Linked DNA regions of Homo sapiens: region 2 is linked to region 1. A link is a loop called in an ENCODE intact Hi-C map of the cell type or tissue named here. Cell type or tissue: B cell. All regions are shown on one strand. Links, peaks and the distances in the headings refer to the core of each region. The heading gives the core; the rest is flanking DNA.

Evidence for each region. Hi-C counts contacts between places; a loop is a spot of excess contacts. Peaks named below come from ENCODE experiments on the same cell type or tissue, not always from the same donor. Only the 100,000 strongest peaks of a DNase experiment are listed, where the experiment ranks them.
Region 2: a loop joins it to region 1, with 16 times the contacts of the local background. A loop is called at or near these places in 2 of 110 quality-filtered maps.

What each region holds. Positions count from the first base shown.
Region 1 is chr17:15,494,920-15,511,003 of GRCh38, reverse strand. All of the region lies in intron 4 of TVP23C-CDRT4 (TVP23C-CDRT4 readthrough), which reads left to right. It also overlaps a transcript of TVP23C not described here and the pseudogene PPIAP53. Among named protein-coding and RNA genes, the nearest start is that of CDRT3, 32 kb to the right of the region's middle. In B cell, for the core only: a CTCF peak has its summit at 8,016 (motif pointing right); a DNase peak (open chromatin) is centred at 8,023; H3K4me3 peaks cover 805 bases.
Region 2 is chr17:13,590,959-13,598,958 of GRCh38, reverse strand. All of the region lies in intron 1 of HS3ST3A1 (heparan sulfate-glucosamine 3-sulfotransferase 3A1), which reads left to right. Among named protein-coding and RNA genes, the nearest start is that of HS3ST3A1, 7.0 kb to the left of the region's middle. In B cell, for the core only: CTCF peaks have their summits at 1,062 (motif pointing left), 3,821 and 4,023 (motif pointing left); DNase peaks (open chromatin) are centred at 1,018 and 3,998; H3K27me3 peaks cover 658 bases.

The sequences.
Region 1 (16,084 bases), core at 3,997-11,996:
CAGCTTACTGCAACCTCTGCCTCCCGGGTTCAAACGATTCTCCTGCCTCAGCCTCCTGAGTAGCTGGTATTACAGGCACCTGCCACCACGCCTAACTAATTTTTGTATTTTTAGTAGAGATGGAGTTTCACCATATTGGCCAGGCTGGTCTCGAACTCTTGACCTCATGATCTGCCCTCGGCCTCCCAACGTGCTGGGATTACAGGCATGAGCCACTGCACCTGGCCCCATTATCTTTTTAAAAATAAAAAGGGCCAGTGATAACTGCTTTTCTGTTTGTTTAAGAAAATATATGAATATGTATAAAAGCACTGACATGTTGCTAGAACTTGGTAAATGGTAGTTATTATTATCCTATTGTCTCATTTAATATGGGTAATCATAGAGGAATTAGTGGCTTTTTGGTGACATACAGGCCATTGCAGAGTTGGAACTATGACTAAGGTAACTGGGCTCTTAGCCAGCTGTTTTCACCAGCCGTTTATAAGCATTCCCTTTTCTCCCCAGACTGGCCAACGTCTGGTATTTTTTGACTTAATAGTAGCCATTCTGACTGGTGTGAGATGGTATCTCATAGGTTTTGACTTGCATCTCTCTGATAATTAGTGATGGTGAACATTTTCTCATGTTTATTGGCCGCTTGTACGTCTTGTGTTGATAAGTGTCTGTTCGTGTCCTTTGCCCACTTTTTATGTGGTTGTTTGCTTATTTCTTGTTGATTTGTTTGTTAGCTCAAGTCTTAGTCCCTCGGGTCTCACCATCATCTTCCTCCAGCCCAGCTCTCTTCTCTACTTCCTCCTCTGGAACTCCTCACTAGAACCCCGAAAAAAGCAAACAGAAACATTTCCTGAATGCTTGCTGCAAATCAAACACAATTCTAGACATGGGCGATGCAGAGACACAGGCCAGCTGGCCACCACATGTCATTCATTCTAAGTAGCACTTTTGCTGTTTTTTTAAAAAAGTCAACGTCTCCGAAATCAGGGTATGTCTTACCACTCATAGCCCATTGGCAGGTTCTTTTCTTTTTTAGAGGTACTTGAAACAATGATTCATTTTACAACCATGGCATCTTAGGTTTGTTGAAATATAATAGTTTCTCCCTTCAAGGAACTTACAGTCTGCCTTCAGGGTGAGGCAAGAGCACAGTAAGAGCCAAGTGAGAGCATGCCATGTGAGCCAGGGAAGGAGCACTTCCTTCTAACCTGGAGCATCAGAGGGGTCTCCCTGATAGGGGAGGATCTGAACTAGAGCTTGAAGGATGAGTGGATTTTTCTGTATTTTTCCCTTGCTCTGTCGCTCAGGCTGGAGTGCAGTGGCACAATCATGGCTCACTGCAACCTCCATCTCTTAGGCTCAAGCGATTCTCTCACCTTGGCCTCCCAAATTGCTGGAACTACAGGTGTGAACCACTGTGCCCAGCCAGATGAATGGAATGTTAATAGGCAGAGGAAGGATGGAAGGGCATTTTACTGTCAGGGATCTGTATAAGCAAAGACCAAGAAACTCGCAAAGGTGCAGCTGGTAGGAACCACCACTTGGAAAGAAGGTGCGGTCAGCGCTGATATTCAGCACTCCTGGCTGTCAACTTTCTAAAGTATTTCCTGACTAGTTGTAGCCAGCAGCTGCTCCAGGCCTCCCAAGTGCATCCTGTCCCCTGGGCTGTCCCCCTACCACCTCCCCTTGGTCCAGCAACTAAGGGGTTTATGTGGGCTGAACCCAGAGCCTCCAGGTCCTTCTGACTGGTTGGTTGGTGCCAGGCGCCTCCCTCTGTTAGAGGTTGTGTTTATTACTCTGGTTGGAGGACAACCCTGGGAGCTGATATAGCAAGAAAACCTCCCTGAAACCAGATCAGAGAATGACAGACAGGCGCTGTGGGCCAGGACTTTGGCCGCCAAATCTTTAAAATTGTGCCCTTCCACATTTGCTCATGCATCCTCAGTAACTGCATATTTATTTACTAATGTAAACAGCTATTACTGTGCCTTCATGTAAATCTAAAACATACCCCAAAATAGAAGTTAAAAAATGAGATAAATAAAAACTGAAGTCAGAACATTTTCTGTCCCCAGTGCAGTGACTCATCGGGGTCTTTCCCCCTGGCAAGTGCCCCTAGTTTACCAGGGTGCTGTCTAGACACTGGAGAGGCTGGGGCTGCAGTGAAGTTGCTCTTCACGTTAGAGGCATGAGGAACACAGGGAAGGAAATAGCGATAAGAGACAAGACCAAGAAGTAGATCCAGAAATACCCAGAAGTATTTTTAAACATTACAACCATACCTTGGCCCATGCTCGTTTGTAAGCTATTAGTGGGTCATTTTCCTGGTCCCAGAGCAGTACTGCACAATGTAAATGCGTGACTCAGTAAGGTGGTGGAGCTTTGGGTATGGTGAGAAGCACCAGCGAAGCCACAGGGAGGGGAGCAAAGGCATGTGAGTCCTAAGGGAAGAGCGACTGGAAGTTGGGACTCCCCAGTCCTCCGAGGAACAGGAGGGGTGCTCTTGGCCAGGTGGGAGCAGGGTGTGTGAGCATCTGCAGGACCTGAGCGGGATGCTGCCTACCTTGGCCCATTTTGGCCGGGCAGTTACATGGGGTCTGAGTAGAAAGCCTCATCCTATGATTTCTCTCTATTCCTTCCAGAGGGCTTTGGGGACAGGACAAAGACCACAGAAGCCCAGCTCTGTTTTTCCTTCCTTTCTCATCTCCAATGAGGGGCAGGTGGGGTGGCTGTTAGAGGGAGGTGGGCAAGAGAATCAGAGTACACCAGGGTCAGGTGGAGGTCATGGAGCCAGTCCTCACCAACTGAGAGATGCCTTCAACCCAGCAGAGGAGTACCTCCTAGGGATGCAGTCAGTCCATGGGACGCATATGCAGCTTGGCCTCTGGGTTGATCTGACTGAATGGTCAGACCACAAGTATTTACAAAGGTCCTGAGCCTGCCTATGTCAAGAGATGATTCTCCTTGCCTGGCTAGTAACTAACACTTAATAAACATTACAATATGGCAGTCACTATGCTAACACTTTCACCTACTCATTCATTTACTCCTTACATGAACTCGAAAGGAGTGGTACTATTTTTATCCCCACTTTACAGATACGATGGAGGCATAAGAGGCTATAGACTTTCTTTTTTTTGTTATTTAGTTTTTTCTTTTCTTTTTTTTGAGATGGAGTCTCGCTCTGTCACCCAGGCTGAAGTGCAGTGGCGCCATCTCGGCTCACTGCAAGCTCCGCCTCCTGGGTTCACGCCATTCTCCTGCATCAGCCTCCCGAGTAGCTGGGACTACAGGCACCCGCCACCAGACCCGGCTAATTTTTTTGTATTTTTAGTAGAGATGGGGTTTCACCGTGTTAGCCAGGATGGTCTCGATCTCCTGACCTCGTGATCCGCCTGCGTCGGCCTCCCAAAGTGCTGGGATTACAGGCGTGAGCCACCGCGCCCGGCCTATTTAGATTTTATTTCATATTCATAAACTTAACTCTACAATCCAGCTAGGCATGGAAGGGAACAAGGAAAACATGGAACCCAAAGGGAACTGCAGCAAGAACACAAAGATGACAGGATAGTGTGAGCAAATGGGGTGGAGGGTGCTCTCTCTGAGCTACAGAAGGAATGGTCCAGTGGTTAAGATAAAGCGTAAGTGAAACTTATTAGAGTTGTCCAGTCAGCAATGGTGATCTTCTTGCTGGTCTTGCCATTCCTGGACCGAAAGCGCTCCATGGGCTTCACAATATTCATGCCTTCTCTCACCTTGCCAGAGACCACCTGCTTCCCATTCAACCACGCTGTCTTGGCAGTGCAGATGAAAAATTAGGAACCGTTTGTATCGGGTCCTGCATTTGCCATGGACAAGATGTCAGGACCTGTATGCTTTAGGGTGAAGTCCTCGACATCAAATTTCTCCCCGTAGAGGCACCAGTGCCATTATGGCATGTGAAGTCACCGCCCTGACACATAAACTCTGGAATAATTCTGTGAAAGCAGGAACCCTTATAACCAAATCCTTTCTCTCCAGTGCTTAGAGCATGAAAGTTTTCTGCCGTCTTTGGAATCTTGTTTGCAAACAGCTCAAAGGAGATGCGGCCCAAGGGCTCCCCGTTGATGGCGATGTTGAAGAACATGGTGGGGTTGACCACGGCTGATAGTGTGTTCTAGTGGGTTCTTGGTCTCACTGACTTCAAGAATGAAGCCGCGGACCCTCGCGGTGAGTGTTACAGCTCTTAAGGTGGCGCGTCTGGAGTTTGTTCCTTCTGATGTTCGGATGTGTTCGGAGTTTCTTCCTTCTGGTGGGTTCGTGGTCTCGCTGACTCAGGAGTGAAGCTGCAGACCTTTGCGGTGAGTGTTACAGCTCATAAAAGCAGCGTGGACCCAAAGAGTGAGCAGTAGCAAGATTTACTGCAAAGAGCAAAAGAACAAAGCTTCCGCAGTGTGGAAGGGGACCTGAGCAGGTTGCCACTGCTGGCGCCCACAGCCTGCTTTTATTCTCTTATTTGGCCCCACCCACATCCTGCTGATTGGTAGAGCCCAGTGGCCTGTTTTGTCAGGGCGCTGACTGGTGCGTTTACAATCCCTGAGCTAGACATAAAGGTTCTCCAAGGCCCCACCAGAGCAGCTAGATACAGAGTGTCGACTGGTGCACTCACAAACCCTGAGCTAGACACAGGGTGCTGATTGGTGTATTTATAATCCCTGAGCTAGACATAAAGGTTCTCCAAGGCCCCACCAGAGCAGCTAGATACAGAGTGTCGATTGGTGCACTCACAAACCTTGAGCTAAACACAGGGTGCTGATTGGTGTATTTACAATCCCTGAGCTAGACATAAAGACTCTCCACGTCCCCATCAGACTCAGGAGCCCAGCTGGCTTCACCTAGTGGATCCCGCACCGGGGCTGCAGGTGGAGCTGCCTGCCAGTCCTGCGCCGTGCGCTCGCACTCCTCAGCCCTTGGGTGGTCGATGGAACTGGGCGCTGTGGAGCAGGGGGTGGCGCTCGTCGGGGAGGCTTGGGCCGCACAGGAGCCCATGGAGCGGGTGGGAGGCTCAGGCATGGCGGGCTGCAGGTCCCGAGCCCTGCCCTGCAGGAAGGCAGCTAAGGCTCGGTGAGAAATCGAGCACAGCGCCGGTGGGCTGGCACTGCTGGGGGACCCAGTACACCGTACGCAGCCGCTGGCCCGGGTGCTCATTGCCCGGGGCAGCAGGGCTGGCCGGCTGCTCCGAGTGCGGGGCCCGCCAAGCCCACGCCCACCCGGAACTCCAGCTGGCCCGCAAGCGCCCTAGGCAGCCCCGGTTCCCGCTCGCCCCTCTCCCTCCACACCTCCCTGCAAGCTGAGGGAGTGGGCTCCAGCCTTGGCCAGCCCAGAAAGGGGCTCCCACAGTGCAGTGGTGGGCTGAAGGGCTCCTCAAGTGCCGCCAAAGTGGGAGCCCTGGCAGAGGAGGTTCCGAGAGCAAGCGGGGCTCTGAGGACTGCCAGCACGCTGTCACCTCTCAATAGTATGGGGCTCCCGGTGGCGGTGGTATCTGCAAAAGCCAAGACTTTCTTGAGTTATACAGGAAGGAAACAACAGTGCTGGGATTTGAACCCAGGAATGTCTCGATCTAGAATCTGTGCTCTAAACCAGTAGGCGTCACTGCCTGAGACTGGTGGGAGAATTGACATGTGCTCCACAGCCTTGTAGGTCCACCAACAAACTCCCAGCCCACCCACAGGCTCATCAACATCACCTTGGATCAAAGATTTCCATGAATATTGGAAAGACATATAGTCTGGATATTTTCTAAACACTGACATGCAGGGGTTTTTTTTGTTGTTGTTGTTTTGTTTTGCCTCCTTTGTTTTGCTGGATAGGTTTGCTTTAAATATTAAAGGAATAAAATGTCTAGGACTATAGCCCCATGGCTGCCTTCATTACCACTACCTCTTCAGTGTTGAGAACACACATGCGTTGAATGTGTAATCAGTATATAACTGTGGGTCTGTGTGGCCTGGGCTGTGCATGATGCTGACTCAAATAAACAGCGGTTTTATTGGACCCTCTCCTTCTTCCAGAAGAAGATCAATGGAAAGTACCTTCCAAGTTTTGGTCCCTCAAGAAGCCCCTGAAGGTCAGAGGGAGGGGAGGAAAATACCTTCTTGATGCACCAGAAATCACCTTATAAACCTCATCCTCCGTGGAGCACAGTGGCTCACACCTGTAATCTCAGCACTTTGGGAGGCTGAGGAGAGAGGATCATTTGAGGCTAGGGGTTTGAGACCAAGCTGGGCCAAATAGTGAGACCTTGTCTCTACAAAAAAATTTTAAAAATGTGCTGGGCATGGTGGTGCGTGCCTGTAGTCCCAGCTTGAGCCCAGGAAGTTGTGGCTTCAGTGAGCTGTGATCACCCCACTGCACTCTAGCCTGGGCCAAAGCACGAGACCCTGTCTCTTAAAAAAAAATTGTCTTTATTAAAATGATTCTCAGTATCCTTCATGCTACTGCAGCTGATTTCCAAAGCTGCCTCATCTTCCGCGCTCTCAACTCTTAATAAACCCATCCAAAGCGCAGCTCTTCTCTTCCAGCAACTCCTTATTTTTATGTTCATATCCAAGTAAATCTTAGCCTTGTCCAGAAGCAAAAGCCCCATGACCACGACTTCAATTCTGCCTCTCTTTTCTGGCCACTGCCTCTGTGTCACCAAACCCCAGGGACAAATTGGCAAAGACAAAGGTGGCTCTGAGAGGAAAAGGGAGGGAGAAAGGGTGTGAAACCCCACACATCATAGTCTTGTTCCTGTTGAAAATGCAGGAATATAAAGCCCAGTACCAGAGCTTCCCATTATTCAGGCCTAGGCTCCTGGTTCCTGGGCTGTCTAGTGGGTGAGGGCCCAGGGCCTGGAGGTGTTTCAGGATCCTCAGGCCTGATTTGGTGGACAGGACCATGTTCAGGGGAAAATGTGGGGATAGGGCTGCATGCTTGCTCTCAGGAGACTGGGCTCTTTTTTCTGAGTGTCCCTGAGAAACCATCCTTAGGTATTGGTACTACTCACAGGGTTGTGCCTAGCTTCCTGGCTTTGGAACTTCATTCACTTCCTCCCACCCTTCCCAGCCCTTCCATTCCCCCTCCCAAAAGGCTGACACCCACTCCTCCTAGAACCCTACCATAACTCACCATCCTACAAGAGCTTCCTTCTGTTTGGGATAGAACTTCGGTGGCCTGCATGCTAGCCATGAAGCCTTACGATGGCCTTTTCCTAACCATAACAACCACTTATTTCCACTTCATTTACTTTACATTTCCCTCTCCTCATAAGATTTCAGCAAACCATATACTTATAAGTCAACTTGCACAGAATCTCCTGCTAGCTTATTTTGGTGAACACAAAACTGAATGCAAAAATCCCCATCCTTCAAAGAATTTGACATTCTAATGTCACCAATTTTTCGACATGCTAATGCCAGCAATTTTTTTTGAAAGTTGAAATAGAACATAATAAGGCAACAAAACGAGACTAAGAGGGTTCTGCACCGTGTTCCAACAATCTTCAGTCCCCTTCACTGTTCATGTCTAAGCACTGAGGCGTTCTAAAGCAGGTCACCTTTTGCCTCAAGGACTTTTCTTGAAATATCATGGTCTTGCTCTGTCGCCCAGGCTGGAGTGCAGTGGCGTGGTCACAGCTCATTGCAGCTTCGACTTCCTGGGCTGAAGCGATCCTCCCATCTCGGCCTGTCAAGTAGCTGGAACCACAGGCGCGCCACTACACCTGGCTAATTTATTTTTATTTTATTTTTTGTAGAGACGGTCTCGCCACATTGCCCAGACTGGTCTGAAAGTCTTGGGCTCAAGAGATCCTCCCGCTTCCGCCTTCCAAAGCGCTGGGATAACAGGCGTGAGCCGCTGCCCGGGCCATCCCTCGAGGAAGTTTCATCAGGTAGACATTAATTCTTTCACGAGGATCACGGATCGAGCTCTTTACTGGAAACCTGCGCCCCGCCTTAGTTCTCCACCTCTTCGTGCGGCTCCAGGCAACTGCCAACAGATGGCGCCCGCCCGCCTATTTCTCTCCTTGCGGCTTTGGGCCTGGAGGGGAGGTGGGGAGAGTCCCAATAGCAGAGGAACTGGTGAGCCCGGGCCAAAATTTCATCTGGCATCCGGAATGCATTAAAAACAACCCACAAATCTGAAGCTCCTCGCAGGAGAGAGAGAGAGAGAGAGAGAGGAGAGAGAGGAGAGAGGAGAGAGGGAGGGAAGAGAGTGACGGAGAAGGAGAGAAAGAGACGGGAGAGAGGAGAGAGAAAGAGAGAGAGAGGAGAGAGAGAAAGAACGAACGAACAGGGAACTTGTAAAACTAAGGGGAAAAGGGCAGAAGAGAGGCAGCAGCGTGGTCCCTGCAAGCGTCCGCTTTCCTGGCCAAGCAGCCCCCAGCACGCCTGCTTTGTGGGGCAGGGCCATGCGGCCCCGAGGAAGGATGCGGTGAGCCAGAGGGTTCCAGACAAAGGAGGGGATCCCCAAGGCTCTGGGCCAGCCAGTCCCTGTTTTACTGGCACCACGGTCCCTCCTAGGCGAGGACGAAGAGGGAAGGGGTGGAGACCTCCACCTTCTCTGCGTGTGGCTGCGTCCCTTTACAGAATGACAGGCCCTTACTTCCGAGGGCGGGGACTAATGTGTAAGGCTTAACAGATCCAATTCCAGAAATTATCTGTGTTTTTTTCAATCACCCTCTTGTGCCCCCCCACCCCCCATTAAATTTCATCTTTTATCTTTTTTTGGGCCTTCGTAATGAAAAGTGGTTTTAAAGGTTGACCAGTTTTACTACTTAGTGCCTAACAGGCTGAGTGATTATACCGTTGAAGGAGGTCACAGCGGGAAGGACATGGAGAGAGATGGGGGGTCTGAGGCCTGGGGAGTGAGGTCTGGTTCCCTCTCCTCCCCTTGGAGCCAGAGGGCACCTTCGTGACTAAGAAGGGAGAGGATCTGGCCTTGTGCAGCTCTGCCCACTGAGAGGTAACACCTGTTCTCCAGCTGGGTGGCAGCTCCCTGAATCAGGCCAGTTTGTACTTTTTCACCTAACTCACATGATTTCCACTTCAGTCGCACTACCGCTGGCTGCCCCATTGTGGACAGCTTCATTAACCTCCGTTGCTCCTAAAGGCAGTCTTTTGATGGAAATGAGTGGCGGAAAAGGCTGAGAGCAACCAGGCCAGGCTCAGCCCACTTACTTACTATAGTTAGCCTCTCTGTTATGCCTCACTTACCCCAAGGACTCTCTGAGGAGTGGCCATTAGTCCTACAGCTCCTGAGTGCATATTGTGGCCAGTCCCACAAATGTGAAGTTCTCTTCTTTCCTCCGTGAGTCGTTGGGTCAAATAGAACTCTTGTTAATAGCTCACCAAGTCAGTTAAAGATTGGGAAGGTGGGCATTGTGAATTTGGGATTAAATAATGTCCAGGTGGTTAGAATGGACTTAAAGAGAAATAGAGAGGAAAAGGATCTAGTGGTCATAGTGAATCCCAAGTTGAAATGAGTCAACAGGAAGGGACAGTGATGAACAGGAAGGGACAGTGGGAAAACCCTGACAGAAATGCTTTAGCTACATCCTGTACCTTCCCACTTTTATTAGAAGATGCTTGATTTTTGTTCTAAGAAGGGAAATATGTATTCTAGGTTCAACAAGTTATAAATTCCTTAAGGGCAGACATCTTTTGCATCTCTCACCAGGTTTAAAAATTAATAATTGTGGCCAGGCGCGGTGATTCCCACCTGTAATCCCAGCATTTTGGGGGGCCGAGGTGGGCAGATCATGAGGTCAGGATTCCAAGACCAGCCTGGCCAACATGGCGAAACCCCGTCTACTAAAAATACAAAAATTAGCCTGGTGTGGTGGCGCACGCGTGTAATCCCAGCTACTCAGGAGGCTGAGGCAGGAGAATTGCTTGAACCTGGGAGGCGGAGGTTGCAGTGAGCTGAGATCACGCCATTGCACTCCAGCTCTGGGCGACAGAGCAAGACTCTGTCTCAGGGAAAAAAAAAAAAAAGAGTTTACAAGACATTTTCACACATGATAAATTTTCAGCAAATTCTTAGTGAAAGAATGAATAAGTAAATTATAGAATTAAAGTGATCTCACAAGTTCAAAGAGGTCAAATAGGAAGTCTACCATAATAATAAGCATATATTGCATGGCCTGAATTGTCAACCTTCCATGGCTGAGATCACTCACTTCTCCTCTTTATTTGCTTTCCATGTAACCACCTCTCCTTGGCTTATGTAATTTTTCTCTCCCCCTGATGAGGCAGAGTGAAGTGTTAATAGCTGGGATTTGGAGTCAGGCAAGTCCTAGGTTCGAATCCCAGTTGCTTCAGTGATCTTGACCAAATTGCTTATGTTCTGTTCTTTGTGCAGCAGTTCTGTGTCTATACAATGGTGGAGGGAGTGGGCTCTCCTGGGACAGCTATAAGGGTTAAGTAGGATGTGGAGGTGATAGAGCCTTGCAAAGTGTTCCAGGGTGGGCTGGTCATATTTCATAATATGCGGCACAGCTTAACACTTTCTGCCCATTACTTCCAATACAAATTGGTTAAAACAGGTGGTAACATGGTGGGTTGATATGTGGGACAGTTTTTAAAAAATCAGAATGGGCTGGGTGTGGTGGCTCACACCTGTAATCCCAGCACTTTGGGAGGCCTAGAGGCAGATCACGAGGTCAGGAGTTCAAGACCAGCCTCCTAACCAATATGGTGAAACCCTGTCTCTACTAAAAATACAAAAATTAGCTGACTGTGGTGGCGTACACCTGTAGTCCCAGCTACTTGGGAGGCTGAAGCAGGAGAATCGCTTGAACCCAGGAGGTTGAAGTTGCAGTGAGCCAAGATCGTGCCACTGCACTCCAGCCTGGGCGACAGAGCGAGATTCCACTTCAAAAAAAAAAAAAAAAAAAAAATCAGAATAGAAGCAGAGAAGGCATGCAGCTCCTTCTTTCCTGGAGCTGGGGCAATAGCCCAGGCTGGATCCCTGAACAAAATGTGGGCTCCGATCCTCAGAGGTTTTTCTCAGAAGGAGAGTTAATAGCCACCAGAGCAGGGAAGGTCTGTGATAGGGTTCGGGTGGCCTCTGTGATGTTCACAAGCATCCTGGCATGTGGCAGAGACCGGCTTTTCATTTGTTAAAGGAGACTCCTGGGGCACCTGCATCTCTGAGGGCAAATTACAACCCCACATATCCTAGAGGAAGATTTGTCATCCAGCCACCTGGAAAAAACACTCAGCAGTGTTGAAGACACACAAAACTACCCAGAATTTCTTTGGGGGCTTGAGTCATCACATTTCTGAGCTACTTTTACGGTGGGGAAACTGAGGCACTGGGTGATTTGCTGGAGGTCAAAGTTATGGCAGGAGCAACACAAGAATGCATGATCTGACAGAGTCTGTTTTCTTGCCCATGGGCAGACTCTGATCACGTTAAAAGGGGAGCCAGAACCGAGGTTGTTCACCCACTGGCTTAGAATATGATGCGGTGACAGTGGGGACGGTACCCTGGAGACACCCACTGAGAGTTTTTCTACCTGGGTAAATTAGGTCCGTTTGGTGTGAAGAGGACAGGTGGACTCCTTAGAAGGCGGCCCAAGGGGCTAGGGCATCAGAAGGGCCAGAGTGAGCCTGGAGGACCCAGCACACCACAGGGGCTGTTGCAGTGCTGGTGACACTCGGAACCTGTTGCCAGGGCAGGCGAGTAGCTGAGCTTGTCCTGGGATGAAACAGGCATGAGCTCTGGGAGCAGTTGGGATGTGGGCAGGCCATGGCCACCTCTGTGGTGCTGACTTCTTCCCAGTTGTCATTGCAAGTTTAATCAAGGACAGGGACCGGCGTGCAAGGGGCTCCTCTGGGCATTGGGCACTACCTGGGCTCTCTGAGTCCTCCATGCTGCACTTGCTTCCTGAATGGCATGGCTGAGCTCCAATAGCCTGACTCTGCAAGCTCACTTTTCTTCACTCCCACTTACCTTGTGCCCACCCTTCTATCCCTGTCTGACTCTGCTTTCCCTGTACAGCCCCACTCGTGGCACCTACCCACCTCAGCCGCAGCCTGCTGCTCTTCTGTCCTGTCTTTACCTGGTGTGGAAAGCCTGCAGAGCTGGGAATTATCTCCCATTTTCCCTCTAGACTCAGCACAAGGTAGTGATGGACAGCACAGACTCTAGAGCCAGTGATGGACATCAAATTCCATATCTGACACTGTGTGATTTGGGGCAGGTTACTCAGTCTCCCTGGGCTTAAGTTCATTTCCTCATCTGGAAAATGGGGATACTAATAGCATCTACATCACTGAGTTTTTGCTGGATTAAATGAGTTAATGCGTGTAAACTGCTTAGTTGGTGCTGGACACAGGGTAAATTGTCAGTAATGCTAGCTATTATTAACATCTTCCCATCTAGCCCTAAATCTGGCTCTCCTCAGGAAGTCCTGCTCTGTGGGAGAGGAATAGGGGCTGACAGGGTCAGTCTATGCCTAATCTTCCAGGCTAATAGTTTCCAAATGGGAAACCTTGCAGAGTGCTCAAAAACTTTTCTGGGATATGGGGAGACTTGAATTTCTGTGTCAGAGTTTGCTGTGTATTGACTAAACCTCATTGCCTTTTCCTTCCAAGCATGAGCTAGACTACATTTCCCAGCCTCCCTTGCTGGGACCACATGACTGCCTTTGGACGAATGGAGTCAGGGCAGCCATGATGCCATAATGTTGCCCCTTCCAGGTCTAGGTCTTAAGTCCCCTTGCACCATGCAGGCCTCAAGTCTTCCTCTCTTTCTCCATTCTTTGGTTAAAAGAAGAGGATTCCAAGGCCTTAGAGGATGAAAGGGCCATGAGATGGAAAGATCCTGCATCCTCAAATGAATGCAAGGGGCCAACGCCCTCTCTACCAAACCCAACATGAGAAAGAAAGAAACTTTATTCTGTCAAGCCACTGAAATTTGGGAGATATATTTGTTATAGAGATTCACCTGTATCATGTCAACTTCTATTAAAATTTATTTTAAAAATATCATCTTTTAAAATTCCCTATCTTTTGCTATGTTTCTCTCTCTCTCTCTCTCTATATATATATATGTATACACACACACACATATATATATGTTTTTATATATAGTGGTTTCCAAATGTTTTGATCACGTCATTAAAAAGTTTAATGCCCAAACTTTTTAATGACTTGTGATCAAAACATTTGGAAACCACTGCTCCAGACTATTGGAACCAACTTAATTCCTCACTCAGGGGCCAGTGCCCACCTGACTGAAGTCTCTTGTCCACTTACCTCTTTCCAATTACACTGTTATGTTTTATTTCCTTGCTGTGTCCTGCTGTCATATTGGAGAAAGTCAGTACTGGACAAACAAACAGCATCACCAGTTTTTTTTTGTTTTTTTGTTTTTTGTTTTTTTTTTTTTTTAGAATGATAGCAATGGATAAAAGTGGTCTGCACTAGGAATTAGAAGACCAGAGTTTTATTTTCAATTCTAACTGACTTGGTAACAATGGGTGGGGCACACTGTCTTTGGGTGTCTGAGTCCTTATCTGCAGAATGAGGTCCCTAGACTGGATAATTTTGGAAACACTTCTCAGTTCTAAGGTTTGATGAGCTCTGTAGTTGATTTATGTGAGTGGGGTGTGTGTATAATTTTGGGGTAAGCTTTAAAGGATGGCTTTAAAAATGATGGGAATTGTGTAGTTACGCCCTCTCCCCCTTGCCAGGAGAAAAAGACTTGCTTTGACTATAGCTATCACTTGTTGGGATTAACTTGCTGCTTTCTGGGAACTTGCATCTGTATGGAAATTTCAAGATAGAACTTGTCTGAAACTGCTTATTTTCTTCTATTGAAAAGGATCCACAGGCTTCTCAGAACTCCAGCTTCTTTTAACCACCTCCTCTTTCCAGTTCCTGCCTTCACCCTGGTTTCTGTAAAGGAACTTCTAGTGCTTCTGAAGACCCCAACGCTCAAATGATCTGTTCCAAGGAAACGTTCTAAATTACAGATGTTTGTTCTCGGTGCTCTCCAAATGTCTCTGAGGCCAAAGCACTTCTTGCATAGTCATTGAGCACGTGCTTGTATGGTAGTTAGAATGAAAGCCAAGGCAAAAATAGCTGTCCTCAGGTTTTGGTTTTTAATCGTCTGATGTTGGTGACTCCAGGGTAAGTATTTACGCACTTGAGCTTTGTTTGCCCCATCTATAGAATAAAAATCCACATTTTATTTTCAGCCTCTACATTTCTGCACAAATTTGGTGTGTAGGGTGGGTGGGGGTTGGCTCCCATTTTCAAGCCTTGTAACTTGGCTTTGCAAGAAAGGAAGCTTTGTTTATTATAATCATTATAGTATTACTATCATTGCTAGAGACTAGAGTCTCAATCCTGAGGTTCAGTTTCACTTAATACCAGAAAGCACAGTCTTACCAATTGAGAACTCAGTCACTTCAAGAATTTTCTGTGTTTCTTTCTTAAATTTAAGTCTAGAATTCTTCCACCTCCCAGTGTCCTTCAGGAAAGGTATCTGAGTTCGGACACCCATTATCTAACAGTGGGGCAGGGGTGGAGTGGGGTAGTGGTGAGAGATGTCAGTCATAGGGATGTAATAGGTCTGCACTGGTACCCAGTGATGTGTCCTTATCCCTGTCTGGTCTTGAGTCATGTGGTCCCCACTGTATCTGCTTTGGCATCCTGGCCTTCACACATCAGGTCTGCTGGCTCTCAGCTCCATCCCTGCTCCCCTCTGTGCTACATGGGAGAACAAACATGTGGCTGCTCCCTAACCCTGAAGGGTGTGTGGGACTCTATGAAGTTACTTCAGGCTCAGAAGCCTGGATACCCCATGCAGGATTGTCTACTCCACTCTCCTGGTGGCTGGTCTCTTTCCCATTGTGGGGTTGAAATATTATCACTTGAGATTAGAAGCTTCTTATGGAGGAGAGAAAGATGAAGGGGAAGCAAAAGAGTTGTTAAAAGATAAACTCAGGCGCATTAAAATGTTAACACCGTTATTTGAGCATTCAGCAGTTCATGAACTGGGCAGCACTGGATGACAGGTGTTTGGGTGCTACACAGCAGCGGCTTCAGGAGAACCTTTCATAAAGTGTTTAAGAAAGCAAGACAAAGAAAATATTTGATTGGTTAAAGTGGAGAGTCCCTAGATAGAGGTTAGTTGGCTGTTTCTGATTGGTTAGGCTTACGTTTTATTTCACTGCTTGCATTGAGTTGGGTTCTGATTTGCTTACGTAGGAACCCAAGATGCTGCAGCTGCCTCAGCCTGATAGCCTCCCAATTAATTATTTTAACACAGTTAAGCTTTGTTAGAAGGCCTCCTGCCCCCTGCTCTCTCTCACAAGGTTAACTACAAAGCACGAAGTTAGGAGGTGGATAAGAGAGCCCCCAAATGGCAGCAAGCCCACCTCTGAACTCCATTCCCTCCCAGTGGGAATGTTGCTTTTGCCTTGAAAAATCCATCTTCAAAATATCAATGTGATATATCACCCACGTTAAGCTAACTTGAAGTGGTAAAAATGGCCTTTCCTGACATAGCTTTCATCAAGAAAAAAAAATTAACTTGAGTTCTCCTTTCAAAACCCCAAGTAAGTACTTTTCCCTTTGAGTGACTGCATTCTTCTGAGTGGGAAAGGAGAATCGTGAACTTGGGCTCATTTCTTCGCAAGAGAAGTTTAAAAGATGAACTTTCAGTGACCACAATGTGACCATATCCCCAGTTTTCATGATTTATTTCGACAGTCAGTTGTTGGCCTAACCTCTGCTAATCAAGCAGGCTGTACCAATATCTAGCTTTTCATCATATGGAGGGCAAGATGCCTTCTGAGCTTCATGAATCAGAAAGTAATCATTATCTTAGCTACAACAACATCTCTTCTTCTACAGCATCAATTTTAAAAGAACAAAAAGTCTTCAAGACCTTCATTTATCATTTTCCCTCCTCCTCTCCTCCACCCCCCCCATCCCCTCCTCTGTCTCTCCTCATACAGCTGGTTCATGTTCTGTGTATTAGTGGTTGAGATCAGAGTTTCTCAACTTCAGCACCACTGACATTTTGGGTCAGAAAATTCTTTTTGGGGGTT
Region 2 (8,000 bases), core at 1-8,000, 1.9 Mb after region 1:
TTTCAAGCTGACTGTCTGAAACATCTAACACTATGTTGGGCTCTGAGGTGCTATTAAATATGGTGAAATATTTAGTACTAAAACCCTTTATTTTCCTTTTGCCATATAAACTTTATTTCCACAAAGTAGGATTGTTTCTTCTTATTCCAGAAATGAGTATTTGAGGGCACGGTGTATCTGCAGACCTGGATCTTATTTTCCATGGACCTTTCTGAGCTCCTGTAAGGGGAGGAAGGTTTCAAGGTAACTAGAAACACAAGTAGTTTTTTAAAAAAAAGAAAGAAAGAAAAAAAAAGAGTCATAAACTTGTAGGCCACTCTTTCCTTTGGAAACTGAATGCATGCTATAAAGTAAATCTCTTCTTGGATTGTTTACTGCAGCAGAAGAGTTTTGTAAAGCAATTTATGGTGGTCACAAAAATAACTGCACAGTAGACTTCACGGTTTGCTGAATTTAATTTTCTAAGTGTTGGAGCAATGTCTTTGTTTTCCCATTTGCAGTGGTTTTTTATTGGATGCATAAATTTACGTTTAACTCAATTACATAGGAAACTTATTTTAAAAAAATCCAACCTATGGAGCCTGGATTATGTGATTATTTAATGAAATTTCCCCACAGTTCTCTTTCATCTTGGCTCTGAACTTGGAGTTTGATGTTTGTGAGCAAGACTGAAGGCTCGTCTATGAAAAAAAAATCTCCCACCCAGAATGCCACTTAAATATTAAGTGCATTTTAGCTACTTATATTTAGCTAATAGTTTAGAACAGGGGATTCAGTTAGACCTGCATGAGTCAGCCCAAACTTTGCAATACAGGATTTGTACCACACACTTATGACCACACTATCACAGACACACACACGAACAGAAATAAATTCCAGATATTTGCACCCAGCAGTGAATTATGGAAGAGAAAAACCTATATAATTATTTTTAGGTGTACATTGACACGGGAGAATCCTAAAAGGTCTAGCCTTTTTTTGCCCAGTGAAATCACTCAGTTAGCCATGATAGTTTGTGGTGGCAGTGCCACCTACTGTCCTCACAAAGGGACAAATCTGCTGCAATTAGCAAGTTTGAAGAAAGTGTCTTGGAGAATGAGTTTGTCAGTTAGAAATACCTGTTGCTGAACTTTTTCAGTCAATTACTCTCACTGGGAAGAAAATAAAATACTTTATGAAGTTTTTTCCAAGAGTGAAGTAATAAACACTTCCTTCATTTGAGCACATTTGTAGTAAAGATAAAGAAAATATTTATTATTCAAAATCTCTAGAAAGAAAATTATTCTCACTAATTTAAATGTCCTAATAGACTTTCTCTAAAATAAATAAAACAAAGGCAAATTTTTATATGCTGAGAAACTCGACCCTGGTGGAGTTTAAAAAAAAACACTCCTCATTACTTAATTTAGCAGACATGATATCACTAAAACAAATGTCTGTGGCTTGCATGTCACGGTAAAGCAGTCCCTTGCAATGAATAGTGTCCATTTCTCTTGTATGTATGGTGGCTTCATAAAGGAAAGGAAAAAGTTTCCTTAGCTTCAAAACATTGAGATCTTTGCTGGAAGTCAGGACCGAATACCTCTACTGTAGTTCAAGAGCAGGCGAGCTTAGAATTTAATAAGGAGGCTCTCTTCTGCTTGTTTCTGTCTGTACCAACTAAAAGGTATGTCTCTTTTTTCTTGTAAGCTAAAAGATACTTATTAATAAAGTAGTTAAATATGTGTGTACACATACACATACATATGTATGTATATAAATGTTTAGATTCAATAATATTTCAGTCTATTATTTTGGTACAAGATAGGAAATATTTATTATCCAGTCTCTTACACTAGCATGTCTATTTCTTATATTTCAGTTTCTTTTCTTTAGCCAAATCTGGACAATTTCAGCAGAGAAGGACATCACTAGAATCATTTTATTCTAGAGCATACAGGAAGATCAAAGATTGTCCAGCTCACAGTTTAGGAGCTAGTGCTCCCCTGACTTCATCCAAATTTGAAATTTTCTGGCCTCGAACGATCATGGCCCCGTTTTTCAAGTCCATTAGAGAGGCATACTGAGCAGAGGCCCTTTCGATTCCTAGGAGGAGAAATTGGCATTTCGTAGCAGCTGGGAGCAGCTGCAAAGTCCCTCCATGTGCAGTTTCCCACCCTCCTGTACTGTGCAAGCCCCTTCTGTGTGAAGAGTTTGAAATGAAATCCGAGCCACGAAGCTGCAGTCTGGCCGCCCATGCAAGGTCATGTGGACTGATGGCCAAGGGCGCTCTGTCCTTAGAGCAGAGGAAAGAACATTGGGAATAGATGAGGGCTAGGAAGAGAGTGAGATGTTACTTTGGACTCTGAGTCTAGCGTACTTGTCTATAGAAGTTCTCAGTACCTAGACATTCCCCACCTGGTCACAGGCTGGGGACCCAAAATACTGTCATCTAGTTTGCTAAATGTCTGAACTCTGGGCTCATCCCCAATAGACAACCAGAAGTGCAAGTTGATCAGCCTAGTTCCTCTGTGTGTGTGTGTGTGTGTGTGTGTGTGTGTACGCACGCGCACACCCTCACACATGCGGGAGCAGACACCGAGAAGGCAGGGACAATGATGGAATTTATGAGAGGAAAGTTACCAAGTAGTTGGGGAATTTCTGAGCAATATTGGACATCCTGAGTAGGGAACAGTTTGGGGACACTATTGAGATCATAGTCCGGGCATTAAACAACACCAAAAACACTTGGTAGAGCTTGGACTGGAATGCCTTGTGTGAATGGATATTCCTTTACAGGGATGAGATTTATAATACGCTCTTATACTTTATGTGAAATTCACAGACTTCCATGAAAATCCACCACTACGTTATAATCTCCTGCCTGCTCTTTAAAAAGAAAATACCCTGGCCAAAATATTTGTCTCCTTTAAATAAGTCTGTTGATTGGCCAGGAAAGAATAAGTGCCAAATCTGTATTTTGGCAGGGTCATGGGAATGAAATAAGCCTGTGTAATTAATGACAATAGGGGCTAACCTCACATAGACCAGATGCTTACTTCATGAGAAGAGTGTTGCAGAGCAAACAAAACTCTCTGATATCAACAACAACAACAACAACAACAACAACAACCAAAAAGGCCTCGTATCTCTCCGGGACACAGTTGAACAATTGCAAATTGCAATCACCATCAGTCAAATTGCTGGGCCCAGTCGGGAACTTGATATTCTTAGCTCGTTTCCTTAGGGGGAAATCTTCCTCCACCAAGTGATAGTAACTTGGCTGAAAAAGAGCATCGTTTCTTGGTATGGGTTTCCTAATGATAGTAAACTCCAAGCTTTTAGAAAATTTGTTCTGCTTAAGCGATGAGTTGCAATTGTGAACATAAGGTTTCTTATTAAATATGTGCCTCTAATATGTAATCAGAGGAAATTGTACTCCCTCATCTTTGCATTTTATAAGGATGTCTTAAAAATGCTTGTCAGCACTTTAAAACCTTTGCTAATTTGATACAGTTTAAAAATCTCTCTGGGGGATATTTATATAGTGAATAAATAAACTGTTGTGAAGCCAAAATTTAGAAATTGAATTTATGAGAGGAATGTTATTAAGTAATTGGGGAACTTCTGAGCAGTATTGGACATCCTGAGTAGGGAAGAATTTGGGGGGCACTGTTGAGATCATATTCCAGGCAATGCTGAGTTAGTGAATGGAAGCCTTTCCCCAGTTTCTTGCCTTCGTGATGTAACTCTTGAATTTTTGCCTTACTATGTGGTCATGATTCTTCAGGCCCCTAAAAACTTACATTTATCCTAAGATTGCCCGACTGTATTACAGAAATTCAGAACTGGCCTGTTTCAGTTGTCTGATGACAATAAATGTGAAAAGAGACGGGGAAGTGTTTAATTAACAATGAAGTTTAGTACTTGCCGTCGGGAGTTCGAGAGACATTCTTGCAAAGGTTTCAACACAAACTATTCACCGACTCGAACAGCCCGCTTTGAATGTGATATGTAGCGCCACCTAGTGGGAGGAGGAGTCAGGAAGGAACCCCTAAAGGGAGAACTTTGAAAAACCTCATCATGATAGAGCATATTTGCAGTCTCAATTTAAAAAAGAAACTACAGCAGCAACAAAAGCTTGTGTTTAGGTAGCACTTATAGCAAGATGATCTGTCTAGTAAGGATGAGCTGCACTTTGCCTTTTTTTCAAGCAAGGATAATTCACTTCTTTTAGGCAGGGAATTTATTCTTTGGAGAGAAATAAGAGATTTGGCTTCACAATAAACTGAAAACCAAGATATAAATGATTAGGGGATTTATATTAAAAATGCCTATGACTGAAAGGAATACCATATGCCCCAGATTACTTTTGTTAGTGTGTTTTGCCTCTGTGTCTGAAAGCCAGCTTCAAATGAAAATACTTCCAGATGATTTTATTTCAACATCAGTAATGCAGGCCTGTTCCTTCCCCTGTGTGGCTCTGGAGGAGGATCCTGTCATTCTAAACAGAAGCCTGTTTAACCCTTAAGGTGCCTGAGATGCCCTGTTGAGAATCCTGTCCACCACACACGGGACAGCTTCACAGGAAAGCGCTTTGAGAGTTCCGACAGGACAGGCGTTTCTGCGCCTGCAGTCCAGGGCCTGGGAGAGCAGGCTGGGATGCAGGGTGGTGGTCAGGTTAAAGGAAGGCAGGATGAAAGGGACAAATAGGACAGATTGAGTGGAGAAACTGACAGACACCACCTTAACCAAGTGACCAAGGTTAGCATTCCCTGTTGTGTTGAGATCATGATCCCCGATATAATACAATAGGATGGCACTTCACCTGTGCGGTAATCTTCCCCCAAATCCGTAACCCCAGTATAGCCCTGAGAAAACATTAGACGAACACTGATTGAGGGGCATTTTACAAAATACTTGACCAGTACCCTTCAAAAGTGTCAGGATCATACAAAACAACGCCAAGACCGCTAAGCTATCCCAGATGTGGGGAGACAAAAGTGAGTCATTACTAACAAGTAAACACGAGGGTGCCCTTGGTCGGATCCTGGGTCTGAACTAAGGCATTTATGGGAAAACTGGGGAAATGTGGATAGTGTATGCAGTTTAGTTAATAACATTATACCAACGTCAGTTTCTTGGTTTTGATCGTTGTACTGTTCTAGGGTTATGATATCCCCTAAGATGATCATTTGGGTGAAAGGAGTATGCGAATTCTCTGTGCTATTTTTCACAATTGTAATATCTAAAATGATTCTAAAATCAAAGGTGAAAACAGCAAAGAAGGCAGGAGAAGCCTAACAGGCGTTGAAGGATGAGGGCTCATACTGAAATCCTGTCTGTGCCGATTCTCTTTTATTCCGTGTTTCTTCTTTCCTTTCCTTCAGAAGGGCCCCCAGGATGGGCCCACCAGCTTCCCCTCCCCTGCCCCGCACCTGTTGCTTCCAGACATGCTGATCTTTCCCTCAGCTGATTTCATAATCATATTGGCTCACGGCTCCCTCCTACTCTCTTGTTTCCGAACCAAGCACAGAGACAGTTTTGTATTCCTTTCTTTCTGTCTTCTATGGCAGGCAAATGTAAAGTGAAGAAGGTGTGAAAGGTTCCCCAAAGCTTCCTGTCATAGAGAACAAAAACGTTGATGTAAATGACAGGTCTCTGAGGACACAAAGAGCTAAAAACTAAAATAAGGGTCAGAGGAAAATCAGACTTGGGCGTATGACTTTTTTTTTTTTTTTTTTTTGGCTACAAACATAGAAGGAACAGGTGTCAGTGGTTGAAAGCTGGTTATAGGGAAAATAGATAGGGCCAGAGCTGTGGATGCACCTTATGGCAAAGATGACAACACGGTCCCAATTTTCCAGGCCAGCTTAGTAATTTTATCTGCTTACTTCGCTTGTTTTAACCTTTGTTGTAGACACTTTGGGTTATGAAACTTTCCATAGGAGCAAAACAGACCTGGAACAATTAACGCATTCAAGGAAGAGGCAGGAAGAGAGAAAGTGCAACCTTCAGACCTCTGGAGGATCAGTTTCTTTGCACCTTCTAACTATGCAGGTTTATTCCACTGGAACTGCTCAGCCAGACTCCCAGCTTTATCAGACTCAAAGTTCCTGTCTAGGTGGTGTGCTGTCGTTTTCTGCTTCTGTTTTTAAATACACAGTTATGTTTATCTGGGCTTCTGGTTGACTAGAGTAATGAAAATCTCCCTCAGAACATTTCCTCTGATATTTTTAACAACTGTAAAAATAGTTTTATCCACATTACATTTTTACTTAAGCAAAACAAAACAACACCCACGCCATCAAGAGACTCCAAGAAACTAACAGTATTTTCTTTGAATCGTTCATTCACTTATCTTTATTGGATCCGTTTTATCAACTGCTTTCGTGCAAGGGATAGACTGCAAATGCTTATGTAGTTAAAAATAATTTCTGTGATTTAATACCATTCTCTACTTGTTTGGCATTTTTCCATTTTAGTGGCTATACACTTTTCTTCATGCGTTTTAGCCTTTTTTAAAATAGCAAAATAATTGGACCCCGCGGTATATCTTTGATGAAATCTATCATTTTAGAGGTGAGGTGATATTAACTGTATTTGTTGAGGCTACACTATGTGCTGGATGATGCGGAATGATCTGTTGCTTGTAGTCTGATGTTATTAATAGGATTTATATTTTTATGCAGGTCCTATCATTTTCTACATTTTATAGATCAGAAAAGAGGCTCAGAAAGATGAAATAACTTGTCCAAGATCATAGAACTATGTAGGTCATAGAACTACTGCCAAACCCAGATTCACCCACCTCCAGCATGCCAGAGCCTCACCACTGGGGTGAATGGTCTCTGTGATGGTCTCTGGCAGAACTGCCCAGAGGTAGTTCTTGCTACCTGCCTACATAGCAAGCCATCAATGTCTCAAAGATGCAGGGGATTGAAAGGCTGCCCCATGTGGTAGAGTGACTTGGACATTCTGATCTTGGACCTTTAGTTAGAAAATTGGGCAGCACGTTAGGGCCAGGTGTGGTGGCTTATGCCTGGAATCCCGGCACTTTGGGAGACAGAGGCAGGCAGATCACTTGAGGGCAGGAGTTCGAGACCAGCCTGGCCAACATGGTGAAATCGCATCTCTACTAAAAATACAAAAATTAGCCGGATGTGGTCGTGGACGCCCTGTAATCCCAGCTACTCGGGAAGCTGAGGTACAAGAATTGCTTAAGCCCAGGAGGCAGAGGCTGCATTGAGCTGAGATTGCGCCACTGCACTCCAGCCTGGGCAACAGAGTGAGACTCTGTCCCAAAAAAAAAAAAAAAGAAGAAGAAAAAAGGAAATTTGGGCAATACATTAAAATATGGTCATAAAAGTGAATTTTTAAAAGTATTTAAATACCTCTGTTAGTCAATTGGCCTATTATGGAATAACTAAAACCGCCTTCATTTTTGTCAACTTTTCTCCCTTTTTCTCTAAAGAAGTTGTCTGATCACAGAACTTATCTTGTTGAACATATTAGAAATCTTGTGTCATTCAATTGATTTTTCCCCCATTTATTACAAAATAACAATAACCACTAAAAACACTCTCCAAACTGCTATGTGAGAAAGCCAATATGTTGTCAGAAATGTAATCAGAGCTGGGTGCGGTGGCTCATGCCTGTAATCCCAGCACTTTGGGAGGCTGAGGTGGGCAGATCACTTGAAGTCAGGAATTCGAGACCAGCCTGGGCAACATGGTAAAACCCTGTCTCTACCCAAAATACAAAAGATTAGCCGGGTGTGGTGGCCATGCCTGTAATCCCAGGTACTCCGGAGGCTGAGGTAAGAGGATGGCCAGAGCCCGGGAGGCAGAGGTAGCAGTGAGCCAAGATCTCACCACTGCACTCCAGTCTGGCTGACAGAGTGAGACTCTGTCTCAAAAAAAAAAAAAAAAGAAAAGAAAAAGAAAATAAATGTAATCAGAAGGACGCTTGCTGAATCTGGAATTGGAGCAAGGAGAGCTGAGGCCTGCGTGCCGTGGCTA